Regions from separate parts of the Homo sapiens genome. Here region 2 is linked to region 1. Evidence: chromatin loops called from intact Hi-C (ENCODE). Cell type or tissue: chondrocyte. All regions are shown on one strand.

Evidence for each region. Peaks named below come from ENCODE experiments on the same cell type or tissue, not always from the same donor. Only the 100,000 strongest peaks of a DNase experiment are listed, where the experiment ranks them.
Region 2: a loop joins it to region 1, with 2.2 times the contacts of the local background. A loop is called at or near these places in 3 of 110 quality-filtered maps.

What each region holds. Positions count from the first base shown.
Region 1 is chr12:65,736,983-65,744,982 of GRCh38, reverse strand. No RefSeq gene overlaps it. Among named protein-coding and RNA genes, the nearest start is that of HMGA2, 84 kb to the left of the region's middle. RefSeq lists enhancers at 2,470-2,970, 2,971-3,471, 6,067-6,567 and a silencer at 3,421-3,470. In chondrocyte, no CTCF peak of the experiment used is centred here; DNase peaks (open chromatin) are centred at 2,394, 2,677, 2,999, 3,492 and 2 weaker places.
Region 2 is chr12:65,310,213-65,318,212 of GRCh38, reverse strand. The region is part of intron 2 of MSRB3 (methionine sulfoxide reductase B3); the gene reads right to left. Among named protein-coding and RNA genes, the nearest start is that of MSRB3, 36 kb to the right of the region's middle. In chondrocyte, CTCF peaks have their summits at 4,079 and 4,318 (motif pointing left); no DNase peak of the experiment used is centred here.

The DNA.
Region 1 (8,000 bases):
CAATCCCTTAGCTAGACATAAAGATTCTCCAAGTCCCCACCAGAGTAGCTGGATACAGTGTCGATTGGTGCATTCACAAACCCTGAGCTAGACACAGGGTTCTGATTGGTGTGTTTACAAACCTTGAACTAGATACAAAGTGCTGATTGGTGTATTCACAATCCCTTAGCTAGACATAAAGGTTCTCCAAGTCCCCACCAGACTCAGGAGCCCAGCTGGCTTCACCCAGTGGATCCCGCACAGGGCCACAAGTGGAGCTGCCTGCCAATCCCGCACGGTGCGCCCACACTCCTCAGCCTTTGGGTGGTCGATGGGACTGGGCGCCGTAGGGCTGGGGGCGGCACTCGCTGGGGAGGCTCGGGCTGCACAGGAGCCCATGGAGGTGGGGGAGGCTCAGGCATGGCGGGCTGCAGGTCCTGAGTCCTGCCCCGCAGGAAGGCAGCTAAGGCCCGGCGAGAAATTGAGCACAGCAGCTGCTGGCCCAGGTGCTAAGCCCCTCACTACCCGGGGCCTGCGGGGCCAGCCAGCTGCTCCTAGTGCGGGGCCCGTGAGCCCACGCCCACCCGGAACTCGTGCTGGCCCGCAAGCACCGTGCACAGCCCCGGTTGCCCCCTGCGCCTCTCCCTCCACACCTCCCCGCAAGCTGAGGGAGCCGGCTCCGGCCTTGGCCAGCCCAGAAAGGGGCTCCCACAGTGCAGCGGCGGGCTGAAGGGCTCCTCAAGTGCAGCCAAAGTGGGAGCCCAGGCAGAGGAGGCGCCGAGAGCGAGCGAGGGCTGTGTGGACTGCCAGCATGCTGTCACCTCTCAATGCCAAGTATTGCTGGGGATGAGGGGAAAGCAGGTGGCTGACATACTGCTAAGAGAATAAACTGTTACAACCACTTGGAAGAATAGTTTGGTGATTGATATCTAGTAAAGATGAAAGTATGTAACCCTACAACCCAGCAATTTCATTTCTAGGGACAAAAGTAAGAGAAAACACTTTCATCTGCAAACAAGGGGACCACCACCACAAAGATGTCACTACATTATTTTTAGTAGAAAAAAAAAAAAAAGGCCTACTAAATGTCCCTATGGGAGAATGAATAAATACATTCTGGTATATTCATTCAATGGTATATCCCTACACGTCTCAAAATGGATGTGTCTCAAAAATGTATTGTTGGATGAAAACATTTGTCTACATTGTAGATGATCTACAGAAGGATATTAATGCTCATTGATGTCCCGCCACGGGTTACTCTGGAGGCACTTTACTGAATCCTCCATACTGCCACCAATTTTTCTAAACAGTTAATATGGTTATGCTAACTCCTTCCTTTCCTTTAAATGGGATAAAAGCTGGCTAACAGATAAAAATCTTAAGTTGCCAATTTCTAGATTTGAACAATCTGTGTCCAGTCTAGCCTTGTGTTCATAGCTCAAGACACGACAGAAAAAGTAATAAGGACAATTTAAAGTTAGAGACTTACATTAAGAGAAGCTAGCATTGTTAGCCAGGAAAACACTATGAACTTGAGATGATGTTTAATATTGGTTTTAGGGCTTCTGTGTTCTCAGATATGCAGATCTGTCTGGTTTAGCTTTGAGATTTAAATCTAACCTCTTTCTTTCAAAGGATCTGAAATGATTCTGGGATTCCTTCTTGCATCCTCCGTTTCTTTTTCTCCTTCTGTTTTCCTTCCTTCTTGGAAAGCTTTACATAACATTTTTAAGTATGATAAAGTGTTTGGAAAGCTCCATGCAAAAAGCTGGTTCATTTGAATTCAACATAATTGATTGCACAGCTACAATTTATTTGCCATGCCCTATGCTAGAATCTGCGGCCTGCGAACTAACACACCCCTATGCTCAAAAAATTCATAGTCTAGTTGAATATAGATAAATATCATTCAGTGACTATGCCCCACATCAGTGCCAAAATAGAATACTTAAACCTTCTTTAACTCTTCTAAGCAAAAGAACCTTCATAAAGTTAAGGATTATAAATAGCTGTAAAGGAATCACTCGGTTACGGCGACCACCCAGGTGGTGCCAGAAGTTGGAAGTAGCCCTCCTCCCTCAGCCCGCCATCAGTGCAGCTCAGAACGAATTGGCTTTGCAGGAACGCTGAGAGAAAAGGAAAAGCCGGCCAAATCTTCCAGGCAGAAGTAGTTCTGATCCGAGGATTAGAGCCTGTCAATTAGGGGTGTCCGAATGGGAAGGAGGAAAGGAGGCGAAGGAAATATGGCTTAAGCTCCAGGGGAGACTCATTTTCTTTAGGAGAGAGGGTCAGGCACCAGGACTAGCGCGTTCCCATTCTCCTCCGAAAGGAGTCCATCCTTATCCGGATTTCCCTTGCCATGAAAATGAGGCCCCCCTCCCGCCGGCGCGTGCTCGCTGGGCTGGTAGAAGCTCCCGGGTGGCCCGCGCGTGGCCCGGCCGCGGCGGGGGTGGCCCCGCGGTCAGCTCTGGAGTCCGCCGCCGCCGCACTAAGGACGGAGCCGGCCCCAGACGCGCCCTGGCCCGGCCTCCCCCCGCCGGGGAGCGCCCCCGGCCCACATCCAGGCTGCGTCGGGGTTTGGCAGGCCCGGCCGGAGGAGGCGCCTTTGAAGTCTCGGCTGGCCGACCGGGAGGGAGATGGATGACCGGGCAGGGGCAGGGACGCTGGGGCCCCGCCTGGTTCCCACGATCAGGCCAGCGCAAGGGGCCACCGTGCGGCGCGGGCGGGCTCCGGGGCAGAAGGGGACGAGCGTGCGCCGGCGCGACCGAGGGAGAACTGGCGGCCGCTCAACACGAAACTGGAGTGGGTGTGAGACAGGAGATGGTGGGAGTCAGAGAACAGTGTGTGTGCGACAGGGGGTGTGACAGAAGACGCAGTGTGAGTGTGAGGGGGCCGGGATGCGTGCGTGCGCCCTGCGTTAAGTGCGCGGGGGTAAAGAAGACACGGGCTGCGCGTGGGGTGGGGGTGTTGGCGGGGCGCGCGCCACAGCGACGTGGAGAGGTCTAAGCCCGGGCCGTCTGCGTGGGGTGCTGGGGTCTCTAACCCCGAGCGTGGGCGAGGGGTGGGGGCTGCTCGCCGGAACCAGCCGGGAGCACCTAACGCCCAGTCCCGCGCAGCGCCCGTCCCGGCAGCTCCGGCGGGTCTGTGGAAGGAGACTCGCGGCGGGAAGGAGATACAACTTAACTTTAGAGCGCGGCGAGAGCTATTAACTTGTCACGGGCATCCGCTCATTCTTTATTTAAAAAAAAGTCACGAGCCCAGAAACCCCCCCAAAGGAGGGAGCGCGCGGGGAGCTGCAGCCACCCCCACAGCGCTAGGGAGATTGGGGTGTGCGCCCCCGCCGCCCGGCCCCGCCCCGCCCCTGCCCTCCCCTCCCCTCCTCTCCTCTCCACTCCTCTCCCCTCCCCTCCCCTCCTCTCCTCTCCTCTCCTCTCTCCGCAGTTCCCCGCACCGCCTGGCCACGCCCCGCCGCCCGGCCACGCCCCCCCAGACTGCATGGCGTCGGCCCGTGAGCCAATGGGAAGCTCCCGGGCTCCGGCCGCCGCGGCAGGTCGCGGCAGGAAGCGGTGGGCTAGCGGTGGCCCCCAGCAAGATCGATCACCTTTCCCCCTCCGCAGCTGGGCCAGAGACCCCGAGGGGAACCGGGCCATGTTCTTCTCGCCCTGCCCTGGGCTTGGAGAAGGCTAAGGCCGGTGGTCCCGGACACCCAGGAGGTTTGCTTCTTAGCCTCTTCTCCAGACTTGCAGACACGGATAATAACTCGCCCGGTTTGAGGCCCAGAGAGAGGCTCATTAACTAGAGATTATACAATAAAGGCTCTCCTGGAGAGGAAGGTCGCCTTCCCCCTTCACCCCAAATTATTTCCGATGGGGTCATTGCATACATCTACAGGCCACATCTGTTCAAAAGGACCTATTAAAATATTTGTTGACCTAGAAGTGAGAGAAGGGAGAGGACTGGGAATGTTGGGGCTCCGGGCGCGGGCGGTGGGGCAGCCGGATGTGGTGAGCGCTGGCGCTTAAAATGCGCCCAGTGGGAGGATATGAAGGGGATGTTAAAAGTCACGCAGGTCGCCTCCTCCCCCATATTGTGTTTGAATGTTCTCCATGTTCAAGGTGGAACCTCAGGCTGCAAGGTGTTTGCTACTCTTAAACTGAGTGGTGAAGAGCCAAGATTTGAAATGGAGGAGATATTTCACAGAACGATTTTGAACTGCAGAAAGAAAAAGGTGGAGCCAGTGGTGGAAGTACAGAAAACAGATGATAAAGGATAGTTGCAAAAATGTCATCAGCATTCTTCAAACCCAACAGGCATTTCTAGAGACCTCTGCTCTCTCTTCTCTGAGTCAAAACTCAAATCTGGGCCCTTAGAGAGCTGCAAGTAAAGGTGCTTGGTTTGTGCTATGGTGAAGCCCCACAGGCTGCAAGGTTTGCTGCCTTGTTGGTGGAGGGCAGGCCCCCTCTTTTAGGTCTTTTTTTCTTTTAATTTCAAATTTGAGCTGGAAGACGGTTTATATATCCTCTTTCTTCTCACTCACCTACATCTACGTTCTGAAAATGGGAACATCGGCTACACAACAGAAGCTGCCTTGCTCCTCTTGATGAGGCGCAGTGTTTACTTGTCACTATTTTATTTTATTGGCAACTTAAAACCTCTGCCCTTGAAGGCAGTTGCTCATCCTGGAGTTTCTTTCAGAACATCTTTTTCTTTCTTTCTTTTTTTTTTTTTTTGAGACGCAGTCTCGCTGTGTCACCCAGGCCGGAGTGCAGTGGTGCGATCTCGGCTCACTGCAAGCTCCGCCTCCCAGGTTCACGCCATTCTCCTGCCTCAGCCTTCCAAGTAGCTGGGACTACAGGCGCCCACCACCACGCCCGGCTAGTTTTTTGTTTTGTTTTGTTTTGTTTTTTGTATTTTTAGTAGAGACGGGGTTTCACTGTGTTAGCCAGGATGGTCTCGATCTCCTGACCTCGTGATCCGCCCGCCTTGGCCTCCCAAAGTGCTGGGATTACAGGCGTGAGTCACCGTGCCCGGCCAAGAACATCTTTATTTAATGAAAAATGGTTGACTTGCAGCAAGTATATCTTAACAAAATTGTAATTATAAATGCATTGTATTGTAGCAAACTGATATTAAAACCAAAAAGGAACCATGTAAACAATGTTTATGACATCATAATTCTTGACTACTTGAAATTAAACTACCTACTCATTTTTAAAAATCGGTCAAAAGCTTTCCACTTTCTTTGTTTTTTGAGATTTTCTTTTTGCATTTGGTAAATTTAGAGACAGACAAAAGGGGGAAGGGGTGTTGTATCTTACTCAACAAATAATTGGGTTAATAACAAACATTCCTATAGCCTGTATGAGGCATGAGACTCTCAGTAAAAATATATCAGTGCAAAGCAGAAGTAAGTTGAAAGGTTATACAGAGAAATTCTACCATGGTGTCAAAATATATACCATAGATATATATATAACAAAATATATACCCTAACAAACTATCTCAAAAATCTATATTGTTAAACTGTTAGTAAACAAACAAACACACCAAACAATGTGGTTGACATCCTCTTTTTTCTCAGCATTAGTGCTGAAATTTACCAGGGCTTTCTCTTCTTTCTCTTTCATCTATCCCAAGGTGATCTTAAACATTCTTACGGATTTTATTTACATGTTGATGGTTCCAAAACTTTTACCCCCAGGGCAGATATCTCCCCTGAGCTCAATCCCACTCTCTTCGAAGGCTCCCCAAGCATTTCAAACCTGACAGGTCCAAAATTGAACTCCTGATTTCACATCTCCAAAATATATCTCTCCCGGTCTTTTCAATAAAAAGAAATAATCCGGCTGGGCGCGGTGGCTCACGCCTGTAATCCTAGCACTTTGGGAGGCTGAGGCGGGCAGATCACCTGAGCTCAGGAGTTCGAGACCAGCCTGGGCAAAACGGTGAAACCCCGTCACTAGTAAAATCAAAAAAAAAAAAAAAAAAAAAAAAAAAAAATTAGCTGGGCGTGGCGGTGTGCGCCTGTAGTCCCAGCTACTCAAGAGGCTGAGAGGCAGGAGAATTGCTTGAACCCGGGAGGCAGAGGTTGCAGTGAGGCAAGATCGCGCCACTGCACTCCAGCCTGGGCGACAGAGCGAGACTCTGTCTCTTAAAAAAAAGAAAGAGGGAGGCCGAGGCGGGCGGATCACGAGGTCAGGAGATCGAGACCATACTGACTAACGAGGTGAAACCCTGTCTCTACTAAAAATACAAAAACTTAGCCGGGCGTGGTGGCGGGCGCCTGTAGTCCCAGATACTCAGGAGGCTGAGGCAGGAGAATGGGGTGAACCTGGGGGGCGGAGCTTGCAGTGAGCCGAGATCGCGCCACTGCACTCAAGCCTGGGCAACAGAGCAAGAGATTGAGAGAGAGCGAGAGAGAGCGAGAGCGAGAGAGAGAGAGCGAGAGAGAGAGAGAGAGAGAGAGAGAGAGAGAGAGAGAGAATCCTACCAAACACCCAACTGATCAAGGCAGAAACCTCGGAGTCACTTTTTTTTATTATGTGTTCATTACTCTCCACACCTAATCCATCACCAAATTCTATTTATTCTACATCCAAAGCCTATCTAGGAACGTTCTAGTTCTATTTTCGCTGTCCTCCTGTACGCCAAGCCCTATCTCTCACCAGGATGGCTGCAATAGCCTTGTTTACTGGTTTTCTTAGCTTCTATTGCCTCCTTCTAATCTCTCCTTCCCACACCCCCCAACATCTCTCCATCCATCACCACCCCTCCACCCCACAAGCGGATTTTAACATTTTTATTATTTTAATTTAATTTTTTTTTTGATGGAGTATTGCTGTCGCCCAGGCTGGAGTGCAGTGGCATGATCTCTGCTCACTGCATCCTTCACCTCCTGGATTCAAGTGATTCTCGTGCCTCAGCCTTCCAAGTAGCTGGAATTACAGACGACACACCTGGCTAATTTTTTTGTATTTTTAGTAGAGACAGGGTTTCATCATGTTGACCAGGCCAGCCCCAAACTCCTGACTTCAAGTGATCCGCCGACCCCGGGGGTCTTCCCAAAGTGCTGGGATTACAAGCATGAGCCACTGTGCCCGGCCTTATTTTTTAAAACCACAAATTGGATTGTGTCACTGCCATTCTTTACGATTTTCAAACTTTTTTGTGCCATGGCCTGCTAGACCTGCATGATCCAGTCTCTGCGTACTTCTCCACAGTCACCCTGGGCCCCTCCCCCTTAGCTCAGCATGACTTCTTTGGCTTTCTCTTCCCCACACTCTGCATGGATGGCTTCATCTTATCTTTTAGGTTTCAGCTTAAATGTGACCTCAGAAAGGCCTTCTTTAAGACATTCTATACTCTTTTAGCACTGTTTGTTTTTTTTGTTGTTGTTGTTTGTTTTTTTTTTTGAGACAGAGTCTCACTCTGTCTCCAGGCTTGAGTGCAGTGGTGGGATCTTGGCTCACTGCAACCTCCGCCTCCTGGGTTCAAGAGATTCTCCTGCCTCAGCCTCCTGAGTAGCTGACTACAGGTGCGTGCCACCACACCCGGCTAATTTTTTTGTATTTTTAGTAGAGACAGTGTTTCACCACGTTAGCCAGGATGGTCTCGATCTCCTGATGTCATGATCTGCCCTCCTCAGCCTCCCAAAGTGCTGGGATTACAGATGTGAGCCCCCGCACCTGGCCCATTTTGTTGTTTACTTGTTTTTTGTCTGTCTCGTCCACCTGACTGTAAGCTTCATGTGGGCAGGGGCTGTGTCTGTTTTATACTACCCAGGGTCTAGCATAACATATTTGGCTTTCAGTAAATATTAGTTGAATGAATGAATGAGTGAATAACCCAACACTGAAAATGAGTATCTCAATAAAGTGCTAACAACCTGTATATCTGGGCCGCATCTCCTTTCTGAACTCCATATCTGTATATCCAAACTTCAACAAAGCATCTCCACCAGAATTTCGATCAGCACACCAGACTGAACAGGTCCCAAACTGACTGCATGGTGTGCTGGT
Region 2 (8,000 bases), 430 kb after region 1:
AATATAAATTAATTAAGCAAAAGGCATAGAAAACAAGTCTTCAGTTGCCACTCAACAAACAGCTAAATCTGAATCTATATATTCCAGAAAAATCTGAGGAGTTCTGGAGAAAAAAAAAATCCACTTTACTTTTTCACTCAAATTTATCAAGAAAAGCCATGTCTTGCCCTGACACGGGAAGACATTATTCAATGTCTTCTTGAGAGACAGTGCTCACACATATTTTAGTCATCTTTGCATCCTCAGCACCTAGTAATGTGGCTGAGAAAAAGGAAGGACTAAACGGGTATATGTTGTATTTAAATACTTACTCAATTCTCCACTTTAATTATTGCTATTTAAATCTTCTTTCTAAAAGATGTTTTCTAAATAATGATCTTGGCTATGTTTCTTAGAAATTAGTTTAAAAACAGCAACAATAACATTTGCTTAATAAATCAGTGAAATTTTAAACATAAATAATGATAGAGTAAAAACATTAATTCAGTAATTCAGATTGCTACTCTGAATCCTATGTTACCTCTCTAGGGTTTCACATTCAACTCTTTTATTATAACTAATATTTGATTAATTCTCTGGATTTAAGACTATAAGATTACCTGATCCAGCATTCCTCAAAATGCATTCTCTAAAACACTGGCTCTGAAAAAAATGCTAACATGTTATTCCTCTTGCAGAGTGAGAAGGGAAAGGTTCCACTGTCAAATCAGATTAGGCAAATCTAGGTGACATGGGTTTCTTGAAGACCTTCTCAGAGATTTTCTTATGCTGATGTGCACTATTAAATATGTGGTCATTTGATACCCCATTATTTTATGCTCCACTAAAAAGGCGGGGAGAAAGTGGCCAAACTATAATACATTCTTGTCACAATGATTTTTAAGCTGCATCCAGATTACCAAGATGGTAAAATGGTAAAAGCAGTGCATCTTAGAATTTATGCAATAGGGTAGTATGTAGGGTTTCTCAATTTCATGATGAGATCCATTTTACAAGGGAAAGTTAGTAGAATTAGTGTCCCTCAGATTATAATTTGGGAAATGATGAATTTCTAGTCCAAAGCCCTCAAAAGGAAATCAGGGCCCAAAAAAGTTACTACTCATGGTTGCATACCTGGTTAATGACAGCCAGGTTCTCTTGTCTGCAGCCTTCCTCCTTTAGTTTATTTGTCCATTCTGTTTCTCTCTTGAACCCATGCTTGGTTGCACTCTACCATACCTATCTATTGCTAACCCATGTGCCCACAATCCACCCCTACCCCCATCTTCTCATCCTCCACTCCTACCACCTCCCACTAATTACATCTACACATTCCTTCAATATCCTTCAGAAGAACTGTCATTGCTTGAAATCCTATTCCGAGAATCCAGTCTGACATTCTGGGAGGAAAGAAGCACAATGCTTCTCACTTCTTCTACTCCCTGCCTCAATGGTAAAACAAAAGAGAAAGTGTTCATATAGAATCGTCAAACCTTCAAGTATATAACTCCTTTCATCCTATAGATAATAAAATTTGAACCTGAGGTGGCCATCTTTCTCACCAGAATGTAGATCCCTTAAGAGCAGAGATCACATTACTTGTAATGTGACATTATTTTGATATATAAGATGATGTTACTTATTCACAAGCATTCATTCATCCAACAAATATTTATTGAACACCTATTATGTGATAGACACAACTGTAGTTGCTGAATTGTAACAGTGAACTAAACAGACAAAAATTTCTACCTTTCTGGAGCTTGCTTTGCAGGAACCAAGGACTTTCCATAACTGAAACAGATTTTGCCTGATCAAACCCATGACATTTCCCAGACTTTTTGGCGTCCTCCCTTCCACCCCCATCTTTTTTTCCCCAATTTCTTCTCCCTTACAACAAGGCACTTAAATTGCACAGAACAAACTTTTGGAAAATGTCAGCTAATATGTAATATAATATAATATAATACAATAACCCTCACCTGAAGGTCATATCTTTTATAAAAGATTTGACAAGAATGTTACAAAATTCTCAGTTTACAGATGCAGAATAGGAATAAAAGGTACAAAACAAAGATTCCTGGGGCCAGAAAGCAAGTTGGTGGTAGAAACAAACTAGTAAATACAGATCAGTGTCTAATCTCTTTCTTCATCAATACCAATAATATGATGAGAAGCTCTGAAATTTGCTGTGAGATTATCTAAAATTTGCAGAAGGAAGATTAAAACATTAATCAAGTGGAATATAATATAAACAGTTTTATCTTTCTGCGCTAACATGTATTTCTGCAACAAAACAAAATCCTACAAAGCTATAGTTACAGGATTCTGAATTTTCTTTGCTTGCCTCAAATTCAAATACTCTAGTGATAAAAATTAACATTCCATTCCTTCCTTGCAACTATGTGGCTCAATATAATAAATACATCTAGTACTGAAAGAAATGCTTATCATAAAAGTTAATACATAAATTTAAACTCTATAAAAGTATATCTCTTATTAACCATCTAAATAACTGATATCTTTTGTCATTTCATGGGTTTTTTTTTTTTTTTTTTTTGAGATGGAGACAGAGTCTCACCCTGTAGCCCAGGCTGGAGTGCAATCATACGATCCCGGCTCACTGCAACCTCTGCCTCCTGGGCTTAAGCGATTCTCCTGCTTCAGCCTCCTGGGTAGCTGGGATTACAGGCGCACCACCAGGCCCGGCTAATTATTGTATTTTTAGTAGAGACAGGGTTTCACTATGTTGGCCAGGCTGGTCTCAAACTCCTGGCCTCAAGTGATCTGCCCACCTCGGCCTCTCAAAGTGCCTGGATTACAGGTACGACCACCGCGCCAGGCCTCATGGTGTATTTTTTATAACACGCATTTTTAAATTACTAATACAAGCGTAAATATACTAAATGTTTTAAAAAATAAAAATATATAGGAAATTGAAATAAATGAAATAAGGATTTAAAATTTTCAAGTAAATCGTTGATTTCAAATGCAAAGGCACAAAAGGTAATTTCAGATAATTTATCGTTGCATCTTAATACAATCTATTTTAAAGAATGTTAAATTACAGTATACCTAGCAGAAGCAGTTATGAGAAATTCAATCTCTAAATAAAATGTTTAGGATGAAATTGTAAACTAGGAAAGGATGATAGTAAAAATTCATCAAATATCTACCCACAATATTACTGAATCTGTGAGCTGTCATTCATGGCTCATTCCTTCATTAAACTTGTGTTTGTTGAGAGCAAGAGTTAGCTCATTTTAATAAATCCTTCTACAATCTGTCACATAACATTATTGTGAATATGTTTAGATAAATAAGCATCTAATTGCCTATATGATTCCTCCAAAGTGCATATTGTCTAGATATTCTAACCCTGTAGAATTATCATTTGTTTTCAGAATTTATGTTTTACACACTGTACAGTCATTGTTAACTAATGAATTTCTCAAACAAAACTAAGATTTAATTGTTTTTTTCATGCCTATTTAAACTCTCTTGTTACTAGGTGTTATGTATTTTATAATTCTTAAGGTATATAAAGAATTTATTCCATATTTACCAGAAAATCAAGAGAATCCACACTTAACAAACCATATGCCCAACATCTTATTCATACAGTCTTATTGTTGTATAACAATTTAGCCTTAACTAATATCCATTGTCACAGATAATTAAAAGTTCATCTGGTAATTAGATGCTGCACAGCAACTTTTCAACATTAACTAAAACTTTATTATATTATAGGGCTACTAAAACAGTTTGTTTTAGAAAAATATAGCTGCATCAGAGTACTCATTTAATCAACATTTTAAATATAATTTTTCTTAGTTTTCTAAAATATTTTCATTCATGCAAAAATCGATTCATGCTTAACAGTCAACATGCTAAACTAATAACATTTTCAAGATTCTATAAAAATTCAAAACACAGCAAAACAAAATGTGAAATTTTCTTTAATTCTTGGGTGGTCTGCTGAAGAAAATTTAGCTGCATATAAAACTATAAATGACTGTTAAATCAGCTATTTGGATACAAGATAATTTATGAAAACTTGTTTCAGTTTATAGAAAGTCTACACATGAAAGACAATTTCAATGAGATGGCCAAGCATAAGGGAGTCAGAATCTTATTGAAAATGGAAAAAGGTTTTGTGCTCTACAAATATTGTTTGAACATAATATAAGCAGAAAAATTTGTGGATTATAAATCCATATGTTCTTAACTGGCTATTCCTTATATACTTTTGTTTAAGTTTTCACAATGCACCTATGTGCTAATATCAATAATCATTCATGCTATGAAAGAATGTAAACCTAGTGCCATCTACTGGAAAAAGTGGATACCATTTAATCAACTAATTGCAAATTATTTTGTGAATTACGGGTTGAAATTTGTATGTCCTTTTTTCTATTTCTTTAAAAAAAATCCTCTCCTCGGCATTTTAATATAATCAAAGAAATTAGGTAAGATAAAGTTAGGTCAGATGTTGGGTAAGAATGGTGAAACTGGAGAACTGAGGGCATTAATCTGAACACAAGGGAGAGAATTCCTTTAGGGACACCAATACAGAAATCAGAAACACGGTGTTCTGATCCGAGTTTTAGATTGGGTTCATGTGCATCTTTTAGAACAGAGGTCCTGAATATGTGGTCAAAGAACCCCCTTTGAAGAGTTTCAGAAGACTTAACAAAAAATTTCTTGAAATTATATGAAAACATGTGTAGATGCATATATGTCTTTTCTGGAAAAGAAGGTCATAACTTTTATCAAAGCACTATGTAGGTTGTCCATATTTTTCATGACCCAAAAAAGATTCTGAAGAACTAATATAGAAAGTCAATGCATTCAGTAAGTGAACAGCACACTGACGATTCTGATTATCTTTTAAGTACATCAGTTCTATTAATGAACTATTGCCAGCTCAAATTGAATAAGTACTTGTTACTGATGGATGTGGCTTTAATGTGTATCTGTAGTATTTCCTCTTTACAAATGGAGACTTTAAAGCACAACAAACAATAATTTGCTGCAAAGAAGTGATCAAAAGGGCCAGAGTTCTTAAGTCTTATGCTAAGTATACTACGTACTTATTCACCGCCTCAAACAGTTTACTACCAAAACTCAAAACTGTTTGCAAGAAAAGGTAAAAGCAATTCTGGATAACATGCATTGAATCTGTTGCCACTTTTGTTTTTTGTTTAGCTACAATGTGATTTATACCTATGACATCCCCTGTATTGTATTAATGCAATAAAGTGAGAAAAAATTGTCAGACAATAAATTCAAAAGTAAACCAAACTATGAACTTCACTTTTAATCTTCCCATATAAAGGAGTTTCAAATAAATTTGTACTCTCTTACAGCTATGACTTCACCTACACATAAACATTCCAAATGTTTACTGATTCATTTAACATATATTTATTAAGTGCCAGGCACTGTGTTAAGCTCTGGAGCCATAAGCCGCTGATTCATGGAGTTCTAGTTATACAGATGATAATCAATGACTTTCTAACACCATTTGCAAAATATCTCTAAGACTTCTAATTGCTACATTAGAAAACTATGATATATTTATAAGCTACAGCCATGTGACTCTTCAATTCATGGAAACTATTAAATATGCCAATAATGTCAAATAAGAATCACAACCACAAATTATATGTATGAGGGTAGAAAAAAAGTATAATTTATCACTCTAATTAGTACTATTTAGACAAATTTTATTTATTTCACCCTCACTTGGCTGAAAGCTATCATGATATCTAGTCTAAGCTACAATTACACTTAATTTTTATCTAGCATTAAAACTATGTATAAAATTGGGCTTCCTGATTCCTCCTCAGATAATGCTTCAGTCTTGATTAAGAGGCAAGGAATTCTAATGTTCAAACATGGAAACTGTGTCCTCCCACCACAACTCAGCAGACTTCTCTGTATAAGTTCCCAGCATTAGTTAGTACTGAGTTTTAAGATCTGATTAACCTAAAGTCAAAAGTAAAAACAAGTGACAGTTAATAAAATCACAGAATTTAAGAACTAAATATACTATCTAATTTTAATTCCTCATAAAGATGAAGAGACTGTGATCAGGAGAAGTTTATTGATTTGTTCAAGGTCACGCAAGTTAAGGACAGAGCTTTGGTTAGAGTTTTCTAACTCCTAATCCAGTGTTCTTTTAATACATTAAGGAAACTGTTGTAAGAAATTAAGAAGAAATTCTGCGAGAGAAAAATTACCTTTAATTGCAAACATGAGTGAACCATAACTCAGATGCACTTAAAAAGCTCCAAATTAAAATTATACTTTATTAAAAAAATAAGACGTAAAAAAAGTCAAAGCTGAAAAATAATAGATCACTCTTCTGGGATATAGCCTTCATGCAGGTCAATCCAGTTATAATCAACTTTAAGAGCTTGCTCCAATTATATTTTAGTTCTGGAATTATTTCATATTGAATAATACTCAAAATTAGTAGGGTACTGGTTAGGGAACAGACATCTTTTTGATTTACAGAGATTTCTGTTGTAATGGGTTTTGACCAGCAACATTATATTAAAGCAAGACTTCAAACTTTCACCTTCACTTCCTGTATTTCCAATTTTGGCCTCTTCTCTTCCCTACCTGTACAAACTAATAGGGACTAGAATTCCCATTTCAATTTCATCTTTATTTTTCAAAATTTAAGCAGTCTGTTTCATTACTGTTGAAGTTAATTTCTTCAACATTTCTATATATCTAAGAGCAAAATCCTGTTAGAGAAATTGATGATGATACAGATTTTGCTAAATCCAAGTTATAAAATATGTAGACACCCAAAGACTGACTTTCATAACACTTTAAAAACTAGTGGTGCTTGAATGGTCGAGAAATTATGGAATACTATTCTAGTCAACTCATTTTTCAAATTAAAATGGGTTTACAAGCCCTAGATAAGAAAGATGAGAGTTTCTTTGGGCTTTTACCAGTACTGGGTAGTAAGAATAAAAGAAATCTCTTGTATATTTATAGGACTTGAATTCTGGTTCAGCAGGGTGCATAAGTAAAATAAAGAGATCAGAACAACAGGTCAAGATGGTTATTCCTCAAACATAAAGTGTATTTGTGAGTCCCATGAAAGTAAAAAATAGTTAAATGAAACATAGGACATGTTTAAAAGTTTGAAAAGTCTGTTGTATTGGAAAAACATAAATCTATATTAATACAGATACATGAATTTCCATATTGAACATAGTGAAGACATATATGGTGTTTACTAAATGCCAGCCACAGGTTTAAGCACTTTTCACATCCCAATCTATTTAATTCTCACAGCAACCCTTTCAGGTTGGTACTATTATTATCTCCATGTTACAAACAAGGAAGCTAAGGCACACAGCTAGTCAGTGGCAAAGTCAGATTTTAAACTCAGTCTGACCTCATACAGAATTTGTGTGCTTAAGCACTGTACCATAATGGTTAATTTTTTAAAAACTATCAGCTTTGCTGAATTTATCTTTGAATCATTTTATCAAAATTTAAAGATATTTATATTTCAGTTAAACAATCTCATTATGAAACCCTTTAATCCATGACTGTCATATCTTGAAGAATACACTGTTAATTAATGTGGTTTCTATAAACATTTAGCCTCCCCTGTATTTGGCAAACCAATGTTACAAGAACTATGCTGGGTACTTTTACACATTGGAGCTTTTTCCAGAGGAAAACATCATTATGTATAATCTAAATAACCTCCATAGTCCACCTGTGATATGTACGGTATAGCATTGAAAAGGTTCTGCAAAGCACAAGAACTAGTGGTTGAGGTTCTCCCTCAAGGTCGTATACAATTCAACAGACAAACCTTGTCAGTTCTACAGTCTGAATCTCTCCCAATTACAATCTTTCTTTTCAACTCCACTGTAATGGCCACAGTCAAGTCTTCAGCACTTCACATGTCATTCCAGCCTCACACTCCTCCAGTACTCTTTATGGTGGCAGTGCAGGGGGATGTGGGGCTAGGGGGCATACTG